Regions from separate parts of the Homo sapiens genome. Here region 1 is linked to region 2. A link is a loop called in an ENCODE intact Hi-C map of the cell type or tissue named here. Cell type or tissue: K562. All regions are shown on one strand. Each heading gives the region's core, and the rest is flanking DNA. Links, peaks and the distances in the headings are about the cores only. Region 1 overlaps LOC112268472 (a long non-coding RNA gene). Region 2 holds the start of LOC105377577 (a long non-coding RNA gene).

The links. A loop is a pair of places that touch in the nucleus more often than their neighbours do. Peaks named below come from ENCODE experiments on the same cell type or tissue, not always from the same donor. Only the 100,000 strongest peaks of a DNase experiment are listed, where the experiment ranks them.
Region 1: a loop joins it to region 2, with 2.8 times the contacts of the local background. A loop is called at or near these places in 1 of 110 quality-filtered maps.

Annotation. Positions count from the first base shown.
Region 1 is chr4:183,022,652-183,032,886 of GRCh38, forward strand. The region is part of intron 2 of LOC112268472 (a long non-coding RNA gene); the gene reads left to right. It overlaps LOC107986328 (a long non-coding RNA gene), which reads right to left. Exons shown (of 2, transcript XR_007058409.1): 2 at 7,993-9,657. It also overlaps the pseudogene LOC100132090. Among named protein-coding and RNA genes, the nearest start is that of WWC2-AS2, 71 kb to the right of the region's middle. In K562, for the core only: no CTCF peak of the experiment used is centred there; a DNase peak (open chromatin) is centred at 5,489.
Region 2 is chr4:182,933,442-182,943,676 of GRCh38, forward strand. LOC105377577 (a long non-coding RNA gene) reads left to right here and starts at 3,984. Exons shown (of 3, transcript XR_939536.3): 1 at 3,984-4,139; 2 at 9,060-9,191; 3 at 9,616-9,697. In K562, for the core only: a CTCF peak has its summit at 4,852 (motif pointing right); a DNase peak (open chromatin) is centred at 4,880.

The DNA of each region.
Region 1 (10,235 bases), core at 3,281-7,280, 90 kb after region 2:
GGAAAGCTATGAGGCAATTTTGTTCATATTCGTGTCATAAATTTAAAATGTAAGATAAACTATGCTTTTCAAGAAATGCCATTAACATGCTAAAAATAATTATGTGTTCAGAGGTTGCACATGAGCCACAAATTGTGCTGATCATTTTGGAGGGAGCTGCTATCCGGTTAGTAGGGTCTGCTACCTTGTGGCTTATGCGCATCCGAATCATTTACATAATACTGCTTACTTTATTCAAGGTGCCTTTTTATTTTTACGCACGCATTGCATTTTAGCTTCATTTCACAAAAGTGGATTAGTGGTGCACATGGTTTATTGAGGCATAAAGGCAATAACGAAATAATAACATACATACTACAACCGGAATAACACCATACACAAACATAATAAACAAGACTCCAGCACAAATGTGGAATGGGAACTCTTACATGTTGGGACAAGTGAATCTGTGAAGGTGACGATTTCACACAAGCATTGGAAAAGAAAAGTGTGAATAGGATATAGCATCATGAATATCTGAAAATTGGATTTCGTTCGACAAGTGATCCATTCACTTTTTGCCCTTCATGCTTTGTCTGTATTGAATTTTGTCCCATAATGGCACAAAGCCATCCAAACTTTTGTATCACTTTCACACAAGCTCAGTGACCTTTCCAGCATCCACATGAGGTTTCCTGGAATAAAAGCAAAGTATCGCTTTTCAAGTATGAAACCGATCAATTGTATCACTAAAGGCAGAGAAGAGGTAGTAGCAGTAAGAGATATCAGTGACATGAACATTAAGAAACAAACAACACCAGCCCCAAAGTTAATGGCCAATATTATGCATAAAGAGAAAGCGGAATAATATGGCAGATAAATTGAAAGAGTCTTTACTACCACATCCTCTTGCTAGCAGATATTTCTCACCAAGACTGGACAGAACTGAGGAACAGGGCATGAAGCTGCTTCTAGCGTACATGTTTTCCTTGGGGATAATGTTCTACGGCTTTTGATCTTATTTATCTCTGAAAGCACAGACTCTATAAACAGATATTTTCTTGTTTTGTTAATGATGATCTTGTGAGCTGTAGGGCACTTGTCACTGAAAAGGCTTTGGGATCAGAGCTGACAGAGTATCTGCTATGCATGAACATAGAATGTGAGTGAAAGAGAATTCAGGTGGCAGGGTGCGGTGGCTGGTGCCTGTCATCCCAGCACTTTGGGAGGCCAAGGCCGGAGGATCACTTGAGCTCAGGAGTTTCAGACCAGCCCGAGCAACATAGCAAGACCCTATTAAAAAATAATTTTTTTCTATTAAAAAATTTTTTTAAAATGCCAGGTGCAGTGGCTCACACTATAATCCCAGCACTTTGGGAGGCTGAGGTAGGTGGATTACCTGAGGTCAGGAGTTAGAGACCAGACTGACCAACATGGTAAAACCCCATCTCTACTAAAAATACAAAAAATAGCCAGGCGTGGTGGCAGGCATCTGTAACCCCAGCTACTCAGAAAGCTGAGGCAGGAGAATGGTTTGAACCCAGGAGGCGGGAGGTTGCAGTGAGCCAAGATTGTGCCACTGCACTCCAGCCTGGTGACAGAGTGAGACATCATCTAAAAAAAAAAAAAAACATTTAACCAGGCATGCTGGTGCATACCTACTCAGAAAGTATGCTCCTACTTGGGAAGCTGAGGTGGGAGGATCACTTGAACCTAGGAGTTCGAAGCTGAAGTGAGCTGTGATCGCACCACCGTGTTCCAGACTGGGTGACAGAGTGAGATCCTGTCTCAATTTAGAAAAAAAAAAAAAGAGAGAGAAAGAGAAAGAATACACCTAAATGCCAATTCATCCACTGCTTTAATTATGGAGAACAGTTGGTGGACAAAAAGATGCCTTTTGATCCAAATTAGGTGTTGAAGGAAATGGTGAAACAGGTAAATATAATCAAACGGCCACCACTAAGTTTGCGCTGTGTGGAGAAAAGGAGGAGCATGCTCGGCTTTTGAATGCTGAGGCACACCAGGTATTTAACGGAGAGACAATCAGAGAAGACTTCAGTGTCTTTGGGCAATTTTTATGACATCATTAATACCCATAACAACCGTTTTATGATTTCCAGTGATTTGTGGCCAGTAATTTAATAGGAATATCTTTGCTACTATCTGCCACCTTGAAACTCTCAGTCTTACAGCTTTGTCTGAAGCTTGTTGGCTTAGCATCCAACAAAGCAGTGAATGTAGACTTTAGCAAAAAAGCTTGACATATTTTCAAGGTCTACCTTCTATCTTCATATGCAGAACTAACTGACAGACTATCAAATACTTGTTGTCATTCCTGAAAGCTGAAATTTCATAGAAATAAACTAGAATGGGAGGATGATATTCTGAGGCAAGACAGTGAAAGCCTACCGCAGTTCATCCCATGGAAATGAGAACTAATGCGCTTTCCTAAAGGGTATTGAAAGAATGCCCTTCCTAGATTAATAGCTGCATACCACAGACCCAACCTGGGTTCATCTGCTCTGTAAGGATACCATATCCAGAACAGCAGCTAAAATTAGGGTTAAGTTTGTGATTGTCCACTGTCATCTGCCATGATGCACCTAGATTTTGCAGAGGCAAGACTGGTGAATTAAATGGAGTTACAAGAAGGACCGCCAGCTTTGAACTATTAAAGTCTTCAAGGGTGGCACCCATCTCTGCTATCTCTCTGAATGAGATATTTACTATCAAGGTCAGAGGGGGTAATTTCAGGAACTTTCAGGTGGCCTTTCCTACTATGGTAGTTCTTATTCTACAGTCAAGGAACCAACGTAGGATTCTGTCTGCCAGTTGCCACATGTGGTCAAGAGCTTGTCTCTGCTGGGCCCAGTGGCTCACACCTGTAGTCCCAGCACTTTGAGAGGCTGAGGCATGTGGATTACTTGAGCTCAGGAGTTCAAGACCAGCCTGGGCAACATTGTGAAACCCCATCTCTACTAAAAATACAAAAAACTAGCCAGTCGTGGTGGTGTGTGCCTGTAATTCCAGCTATTTGGGAGATTGAGGTGGGAGGATCACTTGAACCCGGGAAGTTGGTGGTGCAGTGAGCAACGATCAAGTCACTGCGCTCCAGCCTGGGCAACAGAGTGAGAGCTTGTTTCAAAAAAACAAAAAGGGAACTTGTCTGTAAAAGAATAAAAATGAAAAACTTACTTAGGAGACTGATGTATTCTGGGACTAAGGAAATGACACCCGGTGTTGTGGGTGGCAGGATGCATAGACCCAATGAGAGACAAACTTTATCAAGGACTTTCTTTTCTTTTTTTATGAAAAAAAAATTTATTATAGACTTTTAAACATAAAGAAAATAGAAAAATAGGACAGTGAACATTCATAAATATACCAATTAGGTTCATTAACATTTTGCCATATATACTTTACACACACAGACACACACACACATATGCACACATTTTGCTAAACCATTTGAAAATATCTTAGAGACATTTTAACACTTCACTCCTAAATACTTCAGCACGCACATTTATAAAGACATTCTTCTGTAAACTACAATACCCTTATCCCAGCTCATAAATTAGCAATAATTGTCTAATATCATTTAAAATCTAGTCCATATTCAAATTTCTTCAGTGGCCCTTTGCCCAGGTCTTTTACAGATGACTTTTAAAACCAGGCTTCAGGCTGGACGAAATGGCTCACACCTGTAATCTCAGCACTTTGGTGCGGGCAGATCACCTGAGGTCAGGAGTTCGAGACTAGCCTGGCCAACATGGTGAAACACTATCTCTACTAAAAATACAAAAATTGGCCAGGCATAGTGGCGTGCACCCAGCTACTTGGCTGACTGAGACAGGAGAATCACTTGAACCCAGGAGGCAGAGGTTGCAGTGAGCCAAGATCGCGCCACTGCACTCCAGCCTGACCCTGTCTCAAAAAACAAACAACAACAACAAAAAAGCATGGGTTCCAATCAAAGACTGCACATTGCATTTAGTTGTTAAGTCTCCTAAGTAACTTTTATTTTTATTTTTTTAGAGACAGTGTCTTGCTCTGTCACCTAGGCTGTAGGGCAGTGGCGCAATCATAGCTCACTGCAATCTGGAACTCCTGGGCTCAAGAGATCCTCCCACCCCAGCCACCTGAGCAGCTGGGACTACAGGCATTCACCATCATGCCTGGCTAATTTTTTAAGAATTTTTTTAGAGAATGGGTTCTGGCTATGTTGCCCAGGCTGGTCTCAAATTCCTGGCCTCAAGTGCTTCTCCCATCTCAGCCTCCCAAAGACTTGAGCCACCCTGCCTGGCCTTAAGTAACTTTGAGTATAGAAGAGTTACCCACTCCACCTCCTTCTTCTTCTTCCCGAATGCTGATATTTTGAAGAAATGAGGCCAGTTATCTCTACAACATTCCACATTCTGAACCTATCTGATCATTTCTTTAATGGTGTCATTTAACTTGTTGTTCTAGCCTCAGTATCTTCTGCAAATGGGAAATTAGATCTAAAAGCTCGACTAAATTCCAGTTGAACTCTTTTGATAAGAACACATCATAGGTGCACACTACATGACAAATGAAAAAGCATGTCTGGTTGTCTGACTCCTGGTGATGCAATGTCATTAGATCCTAAGGATCTCTTCATTGTAAACGTATGTTGTGCCCACAAAACCAATCAGCAAATCTTTGGTAAGATGATACTTTGACACCATGAGAATTCTGGGGTGGATGTAGATCAATTTTTTATTTAATAGTTTTGGCATCAAAATCCCTTTAATGTTGTTTTACATTAACTTTTCAACTATTTAACAATCCGATTTTTTAAATATTGTAAAACATTTGTTTTCCACAAACCATAAAATGTATGCAAAAGTAAGATTCACTTTTATAATCATAGCAGAATTACTCCTTAATTGACATGCGAGCACCTTTCTTTTTTATTTTTATTTTGAAACTCACCAGGCGCGGTGCCTCATGCCAGACATGGTGGCTCACACCTGTAGTCTCATCACTTTGAGAGGCTGAGGTGGGCAGATCACTTGAGGCCAGGAGTTCAAGACCAGCCTGGGCAACATGATGAAACTCTGCCTCTACTAAAAATACAAAAATTAGCCAGGCGTGGTGGCGCATGCCTGTAATCCCAGCTACTTGGGAGGCTAAGGCAGGAGAATTGCTTGAGCCCAGGAGGCAGAGGTTGCAGTGAGACTAGATTGCACCACCCATCTCAAAAAACAAACAAACAAACACATAAAAAAAACCCTCATATGTATTAGTCAAGGTTCTCCAGAGGGACAGAACTAGTAGGATATATGTATATGTATATAGATGGGTTATATACACACACACACACACACACACACACACACACACACCGTTTATGTTAATATTATATATATATATCATATACATATCATGTATTGCGTATGTGATTGTGTGAGTCAGTTCTTCCTATGAGAGAGTTTATCAGGGAGGATTGGCTCACACAATCACAAGGTGAAGTCCCATGATAAGCTGTCTTCTAGCTGGGGAAGAGAGAAGCTGGTAGTGGCTCAGTCCGAGTCTGAAAGCCTCAAACCAGGGAAGCTGATTATGCAGCCCTATGCAGACTGAAAGTCTGTGGCCAAAGACCCAAGAGCCCCCAGCAAGCCACTATGCAAGTCCCAGAGTCCAAAGAACCTGGAGTCTAATGTCCAAGGGCAGGAGAAGTAGGAGGAAGCACCCAGCACAGGAGACGGAGGGCAGCCAGAGGACTCAGCAGGCAAGGTTATCCCACCCCCTCCCACCTGTGGCACTGGCATCTGATCGGATGGTGCCCACCCACATTGAGGGTGGGTCTTCCTCTCCCGGCCCACCGACTCAAACGTCAGTCTCCTCTAGCAACACCCTCACAGACACACCCAGAAACAATACTTTACCAGCTGTCTAGGCATCCTTCAGTCCAATCAAGTTCACATCTAATATTAACCATCACACCATATAATAGCCAGTATGATAGCCAGTTAGGTACCAAGAGATGATCACACTTCCCAAAGCAAAGCATCATTAAGAGACTCTGGACATATGAGAGGTGGGAGTGGAGGAATTACTGATGGTCCAGAGGGAAATGGAGGCAGCCAGCATGACAGGAAATGGGGTGCTGGTGGAGGAACATTGAATTTTAGACCTGGCTTTCCTGGTCTCAGTCCTGACCCTGGCATGGGGGTGGCAGAAGGAGAAAAGAGTTTCATGGAGTAGCTTTTGATTTGGTGTTATTTGGTTTATTTCCAGGAGACCTGGAGTTCTCATTTTCATCCATTGGAACTTGACTTTCATTCTCTCGAGTGTTCTATTCTATATTATTAGCTACTTCAGAGGTTGGGGAAAGTAGTAGATCAGGCAGATTTTGCTCTTCTCCATTTCCATATCCAGTGTACACCGCAACATGGGTTTTTCCGTTAAAATCAACCTAAGTGGCTCAGGCTGTGGTGGCTCACGCCCGTAATCCCAGCACTTTGGGAGGCTGAGGCGGGAGAACCGCTTGAGCCCAGGAGTTCAAGACCAGCCTGGGCAATGTAGTGAGAATCTGTCTCTACGAAAAATAAAAATTAAGTCCCAGCTACTCGGGAGGCTGAGGCAGGAGGATCGGTTGGGCCCGAGAGGTGGAGGCTGCAGTGAGCTGTGATGGTGCCACTGCACTCCAACCTGGGTGACAGAGCAAGATGCTGTCTCAAAATAATAACAATAAAAATAAAATACAATCAACTGAAGCAATGATGTAGCTGGGTGAAGGCAGCTGTCTTCTGACCTAATGGCAGAACATGCGCCACCAGCTTTCCTGTGTTTCAAGAGAGTTGCATATTCTATTTTTGGCTCTTATTCTTCTTGGGTTTTCTTTTAGGTGTGACATTTGGTTATCTGAAGTTTCACAAATGTCATTCTTGTGAATGGTGGCTTAAATGAAGCATGGCTTTATCATAAGCTTCTATCAATGCTGTATCATTCCAAACGTCACAATCATCACTCTGGCCTGCACTGCCCAGGAACAACACCCAGTCCTCCTATCCAGGACTCCATCTCCACCTCTACCACCACCACCGCTGCTGCCCATGGCCATGCTGAGCCTACTGCCTTATTTATTTTCTCACACCCGCATTTCTCTAACAGGGAGGCCACAGTGACATTTGACTTCTTAGATATTGCTCTATTCAAGGGCCTTGGATATAAGATCTGGGTGTTCCCTTCTTTCCAAGGTATAGCACCTACATAGGTGGCTGTAGTTTCTTTTGGGAGCACTGGGGAATCCATACTGCATAGGCTATGCTGTATATCCTGCATGAATGCATCCTTCCTCATGGACCCGTATGGACCTTTTCTTTACTCAATGAATTGTGGGTCTGAGAACTGGCTTAGGTCTTGAAATTGGGCAAGAAGGCATAACTTCCCGCTAGGAATGGCTGACTTTAGCCTCCTTATCATCCATTCTTTTTTTTTTTAATTTTTGTGGGTACACAGTAGGTGTATATATTTATGGGGTACATGAGATGTTTTGATACAGGCATGCAGTGAGTACTAATCACATCACATAAAATTGGGTCTCCATTCCTTAATGCATTTATCCTTTGTGTTACAAACAATCCAATTATACTTTCAGTTATTTTAAACTGATCATTCATTCTTGATCTCTCTTTAGAGCTTAAAACTGCACTAAGATTTTTAGGATACCCTGTAAACAATGCCCTTGTTGCCTGCCCACTTATCTTTCCCCTAGAAACACCATGTTTCTAGAAACACCTCCCTGGATCTCCCCTGACTGTCATTCCAGATTTACTGTCCTTATTATGCCATCTAGCTTCTGACGATTAAGTGCTGCTGGCCTCTGCTACTGTGTGATCAGTTCTGTAGTGTCATCTCTTGTCAGCCCCAACCTACAGAAGACAGCTGCCACTGAGTTTCTCAGTGTGCTGGTATCCTCACTGTCATGGGTAGCAACTGCCTAGGGCTGGTGGCACAGATGGTAAAAAGAATTTATCAAGATAGTTTTAGGTAAAGAAAGGCAGATTTATTGGAAAAAGTAGGAAAATGTATTTCAGGAAAGCAATGGGCAAGTCAGCAAGAGAGGAGCTGACTGCAAGGAGACAAAAGCTTGCTGGAGATTTTATAGGATGGTGCTTGTGCTGTGTGCTGAAGAGGGCTTTGTGCGGTACTGATAATGCCAAGGTCGCAGTGAGCTAACTTGCATTTTTCTATCAGCCGAGTGTCTGGTGATAGCTGGGCGCAGGAAGATGGTGAGTTATTTGCACAGGATGGCTCTGTGTCCTGGACCATGAAGAAAGGCAAACTTACAGCTTATCTGTTTTTTTGCTTTACCCTGGTCCCAACCATCTTGACTCCTTTTCCCTAATTAGGACTCCAAACTCACCAGTGCATTCCTTATCACCTGCATCCATGCAGTGTTCTCCCCAGGAGCATGGTCAACTGACCTCCCGTGGGAGAACTATTCTAGCATGTCCACTTCTCCAAGCCTCTTGATTCTTTTCTCCACAGTCAGTGCTGGTAGTTCTGCCATCTTTACTTCATTTTTTTGTAGGCCAACACTTTCTGCAAGTTTCCAGGACTTATCCAAGCGGTGTATGAGACCCACATCCTGGGACCCTTGCCAGGTAGCTAATTCTGAGTGAAAGAGGAGTGCCCCCTTATAGAGAAACTCTCTCTTATCCAGTTTTATATTCCAACCTTTTGGTCCAGCACCATGGAGATTCACTTCCAGGCATACTCACCAGTTCTTGCCAGTACACATCAGCCAGGTTCTGAGCTGCTTGGGTGTAGAATCCCTCTTCTCCCTTAGCAGGCTCTGCTTTCCCTGTTAGGTTGTGCTGACATCTGACCTTAATTATGAATTTTGTGGCTGGGAGTGGAGGTAGAGCAGATCCTGAGGAAGACAGATGTTGTCTTATAAGGCACTGTCTCACTATCTGGTCTTCAAGTAAGAAGGGCCCACTATCTTCCAATTAGGCCATGTGGGCCACTTCTGAAGTTCAAGGATTCCAGAGAATATTACAGTGAGAGCTCTCGATTGCATCTACCTATTGTCCCCAACCTAAGCCTTGGGGTCTCACTCCTTCCCTACCAAAGCTCTGAGTTCATCTTCCCACCAAACCAACCCTTCTTGGTTTTCTTTCATAACATAAAAAAGAGTCATTTACTGAGAGCACTGGGCTAAATTTTGGAGCATAAAGAGATATGACTAGTGCCTTCCTTCATGGGACAAGAGTGAGTTCACATTGGCTCAAGCCAATGACCGTTTCCCATCTCCTTTGCCACATGACTGTGTTAGGGTTGGGAATTTAACCCAAGTGAAGCCAAGAGGACATGAAGACTTAGCTGAGGCTCTGGGAAATAGGGTCCTGCACTCTTTATTGAATTCGCTGCTCCAAAGACGTGAAGCTTGCAGTGGGCTTCCTCTGCAGCATCTTGAAACCAGGATGGGGAATCCCAGAGATTCTGGGAGTTGAAGTCAGGAGATGCTGCCATAAACACCTGGCAGGGGAACCAAGCTAGAAGCAGCACTGTGGAGAAAAGAATCCTGCTGACACAATTCCTTCTCTCGGTCAGGCCATACTCAACTGCACATCTGACTTGTGTGAAACGGTAGCCTCCCACTTTTGTTTAAGTCAGTCTGAGCATTTTGTCATGGTGTCCACCCTAAAGAAGTTCATAGTGCAGCAAAAATCAGTCACAGTTTATGATAATCTGACTCATATTTTATATGATTCCCTCAAAAACTGTTCAGTTATTGTTTCCTTCAGTTGGGAAGCTAGATTGTCTGCTCTGTTGAGTCCCGGTCTTAGGCCTTCTCCACCAGAATGCATATTTATAGAGGACATTCAATATACACTTAATGCATTGTGTAGAAATTAAAAGAAGACCAATCAAATGAGAACTATGAAAAGTTGTTCATTCAGAGCTTGCTACAACAAGTGAATCACCCACTATTACTTGCGTTGTTGCAGAGACTCAACGGAAGGCAGAGGAGTGGGAAAGCTTCAGAGTAGAAAAAAGAGAAGGCATCAGGTGTGCCCTGATGGAGACCATGACCTGGGGAAGCTGCAGGCGGGCTGGCTAGAGGCGAGCATCCTATGTGATTGGTTAGGGGGGCATACTTGGTGTTGGAAGCAGGGACAAAAGTTAGGGAAGCTGTCAGTTATTAATCAAATCTTGGCCATTTAGGGCCAGTTGTTACAGAAGCATTTTATATATGGTCTGGCCATGGCTCATTTTGT
Region 2 (10,235 bases), core at 2,629-6,628:
CCGGACCCGACCTCTGTCCCTCAGGTATCCTTCATCACCTTTTTTGACATCTTCAGTAGCTACTTAGATGACCCACCCAACACCCTGCCAATCAGTTCCTGGGCTTCCTAGGGCCAATGAATACATTTTCCTCTGCTCCATGACTGCCATAGGCTGCGTGATTCACATGCCTCGCCCAAACTTGCATCACCTCCAGAACACTACATATACCAGCCATGACCTCTTATCTTCTATGTCACTTGATCAAGTATTTCTACCATATTTCGCCTTTAATTATGACATAAAATTCTCGGTTTCTTGATCTCCATCAGTCCTTTCCTTCCTTCACATTTTTTCTCCAGATTACACCCCATGGCCCGTCATTATAACCACCTTGCCCCCTCTCCCTGCATCATGCTTGCCTAAGGAGACCCAGGTGCTCACTCCTCCTCAGCTGCACCCAGCAGGTGAACTTTGGCCAGATTCATACAACTAAGCAAATTGGCTTCACTTTAAAATTCATCCTCCTGCACCCCAAATGGGCTTTCACTGTAACCCAGCAACCCAGTGCATTTTTGCTAGTAAGATTACTGTCCCTGTCTCCAAGAAGACCATTTCTTCTCTCTTCTCAAACTCTCTACCCTTCCTAGTGGCCTCCTCACATCCTCCATCCACTTTAACTTACACTTGGCTGAGAAAATAGGGGCCATCAGATCCGCCCTCACCTTCCCACCATCAGATTCACAAACTCATCCACACTTGACATTGTTGATTTTTTTTCTTTCCTTTAGCAACTGAGAAAACAACTTCCTTTTCTATCAAAGGCCAGTCTCTCCATGTGTTCTCTGCATCCCATCCCTTCTCAAGATATTTGCTTCTAAGTTATCCCTTTCTAAAAATCAGTAATGTCAAGTTTCCCTCAGTTCATTTCCCATGGCTTCATAACACAGAAGCTTCCATCTTTCAACATTTCAGCATATTCTAGGCAAGGTTAAGAGTTAGGATAAATGATGGAACAATACTTCTTTCTTTTTTTTTTATTATACTTTAAGTTTTAGGGTACATGTGCACAATGTGCAGGTTAGTTACATATGTATACATGTGCCGTGCTGGTGTGCTGCACCCATTAACTCGTCATTTAGCATTAGGTATATCTCCCAATGCTATCCCTCCCCTCTCCCCCCACCCCACAACAGTCCCCAGAGTGTGATGTTCCCCTTCCTGTGTCCATGTGTTCTCATTGTTCAAATCCCACCTATGAGTGAGAACATGCGGTGTTTGGTTTTTTGTCCTTGCGATAGTTTACTGAGAATGATGATTTCCAATTTCATGCATGTCCCTACAAAGGACATGAACTCATCATTTTTTATGGCTGCATAGTATTCCATGGTGTATATGTGCCACATTGTCTTAATCCAGTCTATCATTGTTGGACATTTGGACCGGCTACAACTATCTGATCTTTGACAAACCTGACAAAAACAAGCAATGGGGAAAGGATTCCCTATTTAATAAATGGTGCTGGGAAAACTGGCTAGCCATATGTAGAAAGCTGAAACTGGATCCCTTCCTTACACCTTATACAAAAATTAATTCAAGATGGATTAAAGACTTAAACGTTAGACCTAAAACCATAAAAACCCTAGAAGAAAACCTAGGCATTACCATTCAGGACATAGGCACAGGCAAGGACTTCATGTCTAAAACACCAAAAGCAATGGCAACAAAAGCCAAAATTGACAAATGGGATCTAATTAAACTAAAGAGCTTCTGCACAGCAAAAGAAACTACCATCAGAGTGAACAGGCAACCCACAAAATGGGAGAAAAGTTTCGCAACCTACCCATCTGACAAAGGGCTAATATCCAGAATCTACAATGAACTCAAACAAATTTACAAGAAAAAAACAAACAACCCCATCAAAAAGTGGGCAAAGGACATGAACAGACACTTCTCAAAAGAAGACATTTATGCAGCCAGAAACACATGAAAAAATGCTCACCATCACTGGCCATCAGAGAAATGCAAATCAAAACCACAATGAGATACCATCTCACACCACTTAGAATGGCAATCATTCAAAAGTCAGGAAACAACAGGTGCTGGAGAGGATGTGGAGAAATAGGAACACTTTTACACTGTTGGTGGGACTGTAAACTAGTTCAACCATTGTGGAAGTCAGTGTGGCGATTCCTCAGGGATCTAGAACTAGAAATACCATTTGACCCAGCCATCCCATTACTGGGTATATACCCAAAGGACTATAAATCATGCTGCTATAAAGACACATGCACACGTATGTTTATTGCGGAACAATATTTCTTTGGAATCAACTAGTGTCAGAGTTACTTCCTTAGGCCCATACCAGACTCACCCACATCTGTTACAGCCTGACCATACAAAAGGATCCCTTTTGCTCTGGGAGTACCTTGCATCTTGGTCCTCCAAGAAAACAGAAGTGGCACACGCATCCACCTCTTCTAGAAACCAGGTGCCCTGGTTGGATAGGATGTTTTCTTGTTGAGGTAGGCTGCACTTGCATGGGAAAAAAAAATGGCATGGTGACCTCTTATGCTCATTCTAAACCAGTTGGAATAGTTCCAGGGGAATCCAGCCTCACAAAACTGACCTTATTAGGTGCCAATTGGTATGTATTGGTCATGAGATAGATGAGAGGCAGGGCAGGATTGTTGTCCAGGTAGCGATGGGAAATTGAGTAGGGTCCATTCTGCTTGGCTTTAGCCATCCACACTCTTAATATGCCAGCCTAAAGATTATTGTCTTGCAACCTTCTGTTTATTATTGAACAATAAACTAAACATACTATGTGACAATAACTTCCCTGGGGAAGGTTTATTCCAGTGAATGATGTAGCTCTTGGCTCCATACTTCCTCAGGAGTTCCAGATGATTCCATTCCCTGAATTTCTGCCCATCACTCTGCTCTCCCACTTACCATAACAGATGGTGGAGAAGTTCCTGTACCCAGAAAGCTGTTACTGCAGCTTCCTCTCACATATTGCCAGTCTGGCTGCCCATGGACAGACTGATATCAAGAAGGAGACAAAGGAGAGGTTGCAGGAAAGTAAGAGTGATCAAGAGTCAAATATGGCCAGGTGCAGTGGCTCACGCCTGTAATCCCAGCACTTTGGGAGGCTGAGGCGGGTGGATGACCTGAGGTCAGGAGTTCGAGACCAGCCTGGCCAACATGGAGAAACCCCATCTCTACTAAAAATACAAAAAATTAGCAGGGTGTGGTGGTGCATGCCTGTAATCCCAGCTCTCAGGAGGCTGAGGCAGGAGAATCGCTTGAACCCGGGAGGCGGAGGTTGCGGTGAACCGAGATCGAGCCATTGCACTCCAGCCTGGGCAACAAGAGCAAAACTCCATCTCAAAAAAAAAGAGTCAAATATGGCAGAGGCTGTCATAGAGCAAGAGAGCGTTCCATCTTCTAGACGCTCCACTCAGAGGAACCGAGAAACTTGAGCTTGCACTTCTAGAGCACTGCAGGTCTCCCCAGGAACCCTCAGGAATAACCACCTTCTCCCCAGCCTTGACCATGAAGGAAAGTTCAGTGGGATGAACCCCAACAGGAAGGCAGGGGGCAGAAAAAAGAGAGAGAAAGTCTGGGAGAAGTTCTTCCAGACACACAGCTCAGCTGACTCTGAGTGAGATTATTAAAACCAATGAGAAAGAATGGAAATCACTGGCACCACCCTTTGGGCCAGCTGTCTTGAAAGCGTGCTCCATAGACCAGTGTCTGTCTTTGCACTGCATGTTGAGTGTGTGTGAAAAGTACAGACATTGAAAGTAACCGTTTAGAAACAATTAAAGCAATCGGACAGAGTAATTCTCTGTCTATTGAATCTAATAATAAAAACCTGGGACCTGTATTTTGTATGTCTTCATTTTTTTTCTAGAAATCCCTTGATCTTATTTGACAAAAAATATAGATTCGGTACAGATCGTGGGGAAATCCCAGGTCCTCCCTCCCAGACTATTTGAGAAGCACTGTTTAAGACTAATGTTTGTAGTGAAGTCACAGTGAGAGCATGTTCTTTCTGATGCAAACACACCCACCTCCTGCCCTCGTGTCCTGCAGGCTGACCTGAGAGCCAGCTGCATAGCTCAAGCCACAAAGGAACCTAGTTTTTGGAAAGGGTGAGTATGAAAATAATACAAGGTAAAGAAAAGAATGTTACTTAAGATCTACTTATTATCTAAATCCTGCCCCCTTTTCTTAAAGACTGGAAAGACAAAGAAAAATTGGATATGTTTAGAAGTAAATTACCTCCCAGGCAGCAAGAGAGATTTAGAGGCTGGAGGTAAAGTATCTCTTTCTTAAAGTTCAAAGAGTGTGACAAAAAGGTAGATATAGAGACAGATGAGAAAAAGAGAACAGAGAATGAAAGAGCTCAAAGCAGCCCTGTATTAGTTTGCTGGGGTTACCATAACAAAATACTACAGACCAGTGGCTTCAACAACAGACGTATTTTCTCACAGTTCTGGAGGCTGGAAGTCCAAGATCAAGGTGTCGGCAGGGTTGGTTTCTCCTGGGGTCTCTCTGCCTGCCTTGCAGACAGACAGCTGCCTGCCTTGCAGACAGACAGCTGCCTTCCCTCCCTGTCCTGACCAGGTCTCTGTTGTTTGTCTTAATTTCTTCTTTTAAGGAAACCTGTCATATTAGATTAAGTCCTAACCATAAGACCTTCTTCTACCTTAATTACCTCTTTAGAGGCCCTATCCCCAAATACAGTTCCATTAGAGGTTAGGGCTTCAACATGTGAATTTTGGCGGAAGGGGACACAACTCGGTCCTTGACAGGACTCAGACTTCAAGGACACTCAGGGTTGTGCTCAGCGTGGACTCCAGGGGGCAGCAGAGATTTGCAGCCGGCCTGGGCAGAGGGCAAGGCCACACTCCAGGCCCGCTGTCGCGTGCCCTCGCCCTCAACGTTCCCTCTCGGATTTTCAGGAATTTCATTTCACGTCCTTGTTCCCTCCTATGTAACTGACAACGCAGAATCCGCAGGATGTGAGGAGTGGACCCCTTATTAACTCCAGTTCCCAAAATCACAAAAATATGGAACCAAAATGAGCTGCAATTGACAAAGCAGGATATTATACAGAGAAAACTCCTGAAAGCATGGCTAGAGATAAAGTAGCTGAGGTCTATATAACTTGCTCGTAAATTAAGGTGTTTTTAACATTTTAAAATTAATTTAGTTAATTAATTAATTTATTATTATTATTTTTGTGTGTGCGTGAGACGGTGTCTTGCTCTGGTGCCCAGGCTGGAGTGCAGTGGCACCATCTCGGCTCACTGCAACCTCTGCCTCCCGGGTTCAAGATTCTCCCACCTCAGCCTCCAGAGTAGCTGGGATTACAGGTGCCTGCTACCACACCCAGCTAATTTTTTGTATTTTTAGTAGAGACAGGGTTTCATTGTGTGTGTGTGTGCGTGTGTTTCTTTTTTTTTCTTTTTTCTTTTTTTTTTTTCTTTTTTTAGGAGTCTTGTTCTGTCTCCCAGGCTGGAGCAGAGTGGCACAATCTCAGCTCACTGCAAGCTCCGCCTCCCAGGTTCAAGTGATTCTTCGGCTTTAGCCTTCCGAGTAGCTGGGATTACAGGTGTGCACCACCACGCTGGGCTAATTTTTGTATTTTTAGTAGAGACAGGGTTTCACCATGTTGGCCAGGCTGGTCTCGAACTCCTGACCTTGTGATCCTCCCACCTCAGCCTCCCAAAGTGCTGGGATTACAGGAATGAGCCACTGCGCCTGGCTCAGTGTTTCGTTTTTAATTGACAGATAATATGTACATTTATGGGGGACACTGTGATTTTTTGATGCATGTATACAATGTGAAATGATTAAACCAAGCTAATTAACGTATCCATCACCTGACTTATTATTATTATTATTATTATTATTATTATTATTTTGGTGGTGAGACACTAGAAATTTACTCTCTTAGCAATTTGGTTTCTCAAAAAACAAAAAATAGAATGACCACGTGATCCAGCAATTTCATATATGGGTACATATCCACAGCAATTGAAATCGACATGCCCAGAGATATCTGCACTCCCGTATTTACTGCCGCAGTATCCACAATAGCCAGGATTTGGAAGCCACCTAAGTGTCCATCAACAGGTGAATGGATAGGAAAATGTACACTAGTGCATATACACAATGGAGTACTATTCAGCCACAAATGAAGCTTACAAGGTCACTGTAGCAGATGCTGCCAACGGCCTGGCCATGGTCCTGAGCCCTGATGTTGTGAAGCACACAAGCCCAAAGCTCCGAGGGCTTTCCTTGGTCAAGAGCCAGCTCTGTCTGCTGGCAGGGGAGGGTAGAAGTTCCGCTCCAGTGGCCCACAGCCAGAGCCAGGGGGTCCTCGTTCCAGTCTACACTGACCCAGCGGTCCCAGCAGGACTGAGCTGCAGCACCCTGTGACAGTCAGCTCGACGCCCCAGCCCGCACTGGCCGTGCTGCTTCCCTATGTCCCTTTCCCACCTCCTACCAGTGTTTCTAGGTCAGCTTCCACATCATGACTTGAGCTTGAATCTTCAGCTCAGTTGTGTTCCCACCCTCATAGATTACCTATTAATAATCGGTTTAATCTGGCAGACACCACCTTAACTATGTGAACAAATTTAGCATCACCAATAATGGGACAAATTGAGGTAATGGGAAGTACACAGCATCACCTGCAAAATATTCTTCATGAAAATCATCAAGTTCAATCAACCATGTGGGGCCAGGCGCGGTGGCTCACGCCTGTACTCCCAGCACTTTGGGAAGCCGAGGTGGGTGGATCACCTAAGGTCAGGAGTTCGAGACCAGCCTGGCCAACATGGTGAACCCCATCTCTTCTAAAAATACAAAAATTAGCCGGGCGTGGTGGCGGGCACCTGTAATTCCAGCTACTTTGGAGGCTGAGACACGAGAATCGCTTGAACCTGGGAGGCAGAGGTTGCAGTGAGCTGAGATCATGCCACTGCACTCCAGCCTGGGTGACAGGGCAAGACGCCGTCTCAAAAAACAAACAAACAAACAAACAAACAAAAAAACTACGAGGAAACACACTGTTCTTCAGTCAATTGTGTCTGGTGTCTGCCCAAAATCTCTCCATGTCGAAGTCCTAACATGCAGCATCTCAGAATGTGGCCCTATGCGGAAATAGGGTCTTTGCAGACGTAGTTGAGATCAGGTCACACTAGTGTAGGGTGGGCCCTAAATACAATGAATGGTGTTCTTTGTAAGAAAGTGGTGTGAAGACCGAGGCAGAGAAGAGTTATGCTGCCCATAGTCAAGGAGTGCCAGGAGCCAGTGGGGGCTGGAGGAGGCATGGAAATGATTATCTCTTGCAGCATTTGGAGGGCGCGTGGCCCTGCCAACACCTTGATTTTGGACTTAGAGTCACCAGAGCTGTGAGACAATACCTTACTGTTGTTTTAAACCAGGCAGTCTGTGCTACGTTGTCACAGCAGCCTAGGGAACTAATAACACACAAATTCAGATTGTGGGATGTTCTGCAAGACAACTGGTCTGATTCTTTAAAATATCAATGTCATAAACAGCAAAAACACACAAAAAATGGGTAGGAGATTGTTCTAGATGCAAAAAGACTAAAAAGATATGATAACTAAATGCACAATGTGGTTGTTGGTTAGATCCTGGATATTAAGGGAATAATTGGGAAAAACTGAATATGAGCAGATCAGTTTTAAATTTATTAGGTTTGCTAATGGTACTGTGGTTATGGAGATGTTCTTGTTCTTAGGATTACAGAGTACTTAGGAGAGACATATCCTGATAGCTACAATTTATTTTCAAATGGTTCAGAGAAAACAGTACATACACACATGTAACCACATAAACATTGAATAAGCAAATATGGCCAAATATTACTAATTAGTGATTCTAGATGAAAGGTATATGTATTACTCTTTCAACTTTTCTGTACTTTTGGAATTTTTCAAAATAATAAGTTTTGAGAATATTACATTTCATGTGGGTGTTGGTTTATGACAAACAATACCTTTTCACAGATATGAAGCCTATATTTATTTTCTAACAGAAAACAAATCGGTTGATTTTTGTTCCATTCACATCTTGTTTGCTTCTGTAGATATAAGAGATATACGACTGTCTCCTCTTTAGAAACCAGAAGGGAACTGAATAGACCGTCCTCCTAAAATTTAAATCTCTTTGGGTAGGATATTTAAATCTCTTTGGGCACTCTAGACTCTAGATATGTCATCGGGCAGACATCCCCTAAAACCAACAGGTGCACACACACACACACACACACACACACACACACACACACAGGACCAGGCACACACATGCATGCATGCCACACCAAACAAGTACATTTCTGAATTTCAACTAACTTGTCTTTTAGTCCTAAAAGACCAGTACCCCACAGTGAGATTCAGCGTTCTTTTTGAGAGTATTATAAAATGCTGTGTGACGGTTAATGTTAGGTGTCAACTTGACTGGATTAAGGGATGCCCAGAGAGCCAGTAAAGCATGATTTCTGGGTGTGTCTGTGACAGTGTTTCCGGAGGAGACTAGCATGTAAGTCTGAGTGGACCAGGTGGGGAAGACCCACCCTCAGTGTGAGCAGGCACCATCCAACCCGCTGGGGGTCCATAGAGAATAACAACAGAGAAAAGACACATGCTGATCCATCTGCTGGAGCTGGGATACTCTTCCCCTATCTTTGAACAACTCCAGGCTCTCCAGTCTTTGGACTCCAGGACTTATACCAGCAACCTCCCCTACCAACTCCCTGTTCTCAGACCTTCAACTTCAGACTGAGAGTTACACCATCAGCTTCCTGGTTCAGAGCCGGGCTACTGACATCCCAGGGTCTCCAGCTTGTAGACAGCCTGTCGTGGGACTTCTCAGCCTCCGTAATCACATGAGCCAATTCCTCTAATAAATGCCCTCTTGTCTGTCTATCTATCTATATATCCTATTGGTTCTGTCTCTCTGGAGAACTCTGAATACATGACCTTCTTTCATGGAATAAACCTTTTAAAATGTATTTTTCTCATTCAATTATTTAGGTTCAATGTTTATGTGGCAGTGCTGAGAACTCTGAATATGTTTCCATCATATTCAAAGTATTGCTACTCTCTGGATACCTCAGGGTAATTTCTGACATTATGACAAATATAAAAACCTGAACGGCTGAACTTGTGAGTACAAAGTAGTTTTATTATGGCATTATAAAGTATCTCTCAAAAGGACCCACTCAGTCATATACTAGAATTTATTTCTATAGAATAAAATTTCATTTTTATACTGGAGAATTGCAGGAATAGTTTCTTTATGTGTTTCCAGGCTTTGCTTCAAGCACAACTGGAAAGAATACCTCTGGCATTACCATAAGAATACAAGAGGAGAGATGTACCTTGATAAGGCCATAATTGTTAGCTGTAATATCTATACAATATGGCTATATTTTATGTAATGTATTAAACACTTATTTTTGAATTTAATAGGTAACAGGAATAGAATGTAAATGAAATTTAAATTGGTCAAAAAATGACAACAGGAATGACTAAGGTACAAACTTCCTCAGCCTTCTTATTCACTGTTGATTCTATTTCCTTCTTGAAGCTCTCCCTCCGCTGGCTTCCATGATGCACCTGCTCCCTAGTTTTCTTCTGGCCTCTGTGGCTGCTTCACTTCATTATCCTTGATGGTTCCTCTTCCTCCAGTCATGGCTGAAATATTTTTCCTGGCCCGATCCTCTCTCTAAACAGTCTCTCTGGGATCCTATCACAGCTTCAGCTGCCAGTGATGACTTCAGCATGTCCACCTTGAGCCAAGAGAACTTCAAAATCAAGTACGTATTTTCCCACTGGACATCTCTTCTCATGCCCCATAGGGACCTCAAGCACAACATGCCCAACACTCACACTGTCCTCCTTCTGCATTCCCTTGTCCCTCCTTCTGCATTCCCTTGTCCCTCCTTCTGTATTCCCAAATGTCCCTCCTTCTGTATTCCCAAATGTCCCTCCTTCTGTATTCCCAAATGTCCCTCCTGTATTCCCAAATGTCCCTCCTTCTGTATTCCCAAATGTTCCTCCTTCTGTATTCCCAAATGTCCCTCCTTCTGTATTCCCAAATGTCTCTCCTTCTGTATTCCCTTGTCCCTCCTTCTGTATTCCCAAATGTCTCTCCTTCTGTATTCCCAAATGTCCCTCCTTCTGTATTCCCTTGTCCCTCCTTCTGTA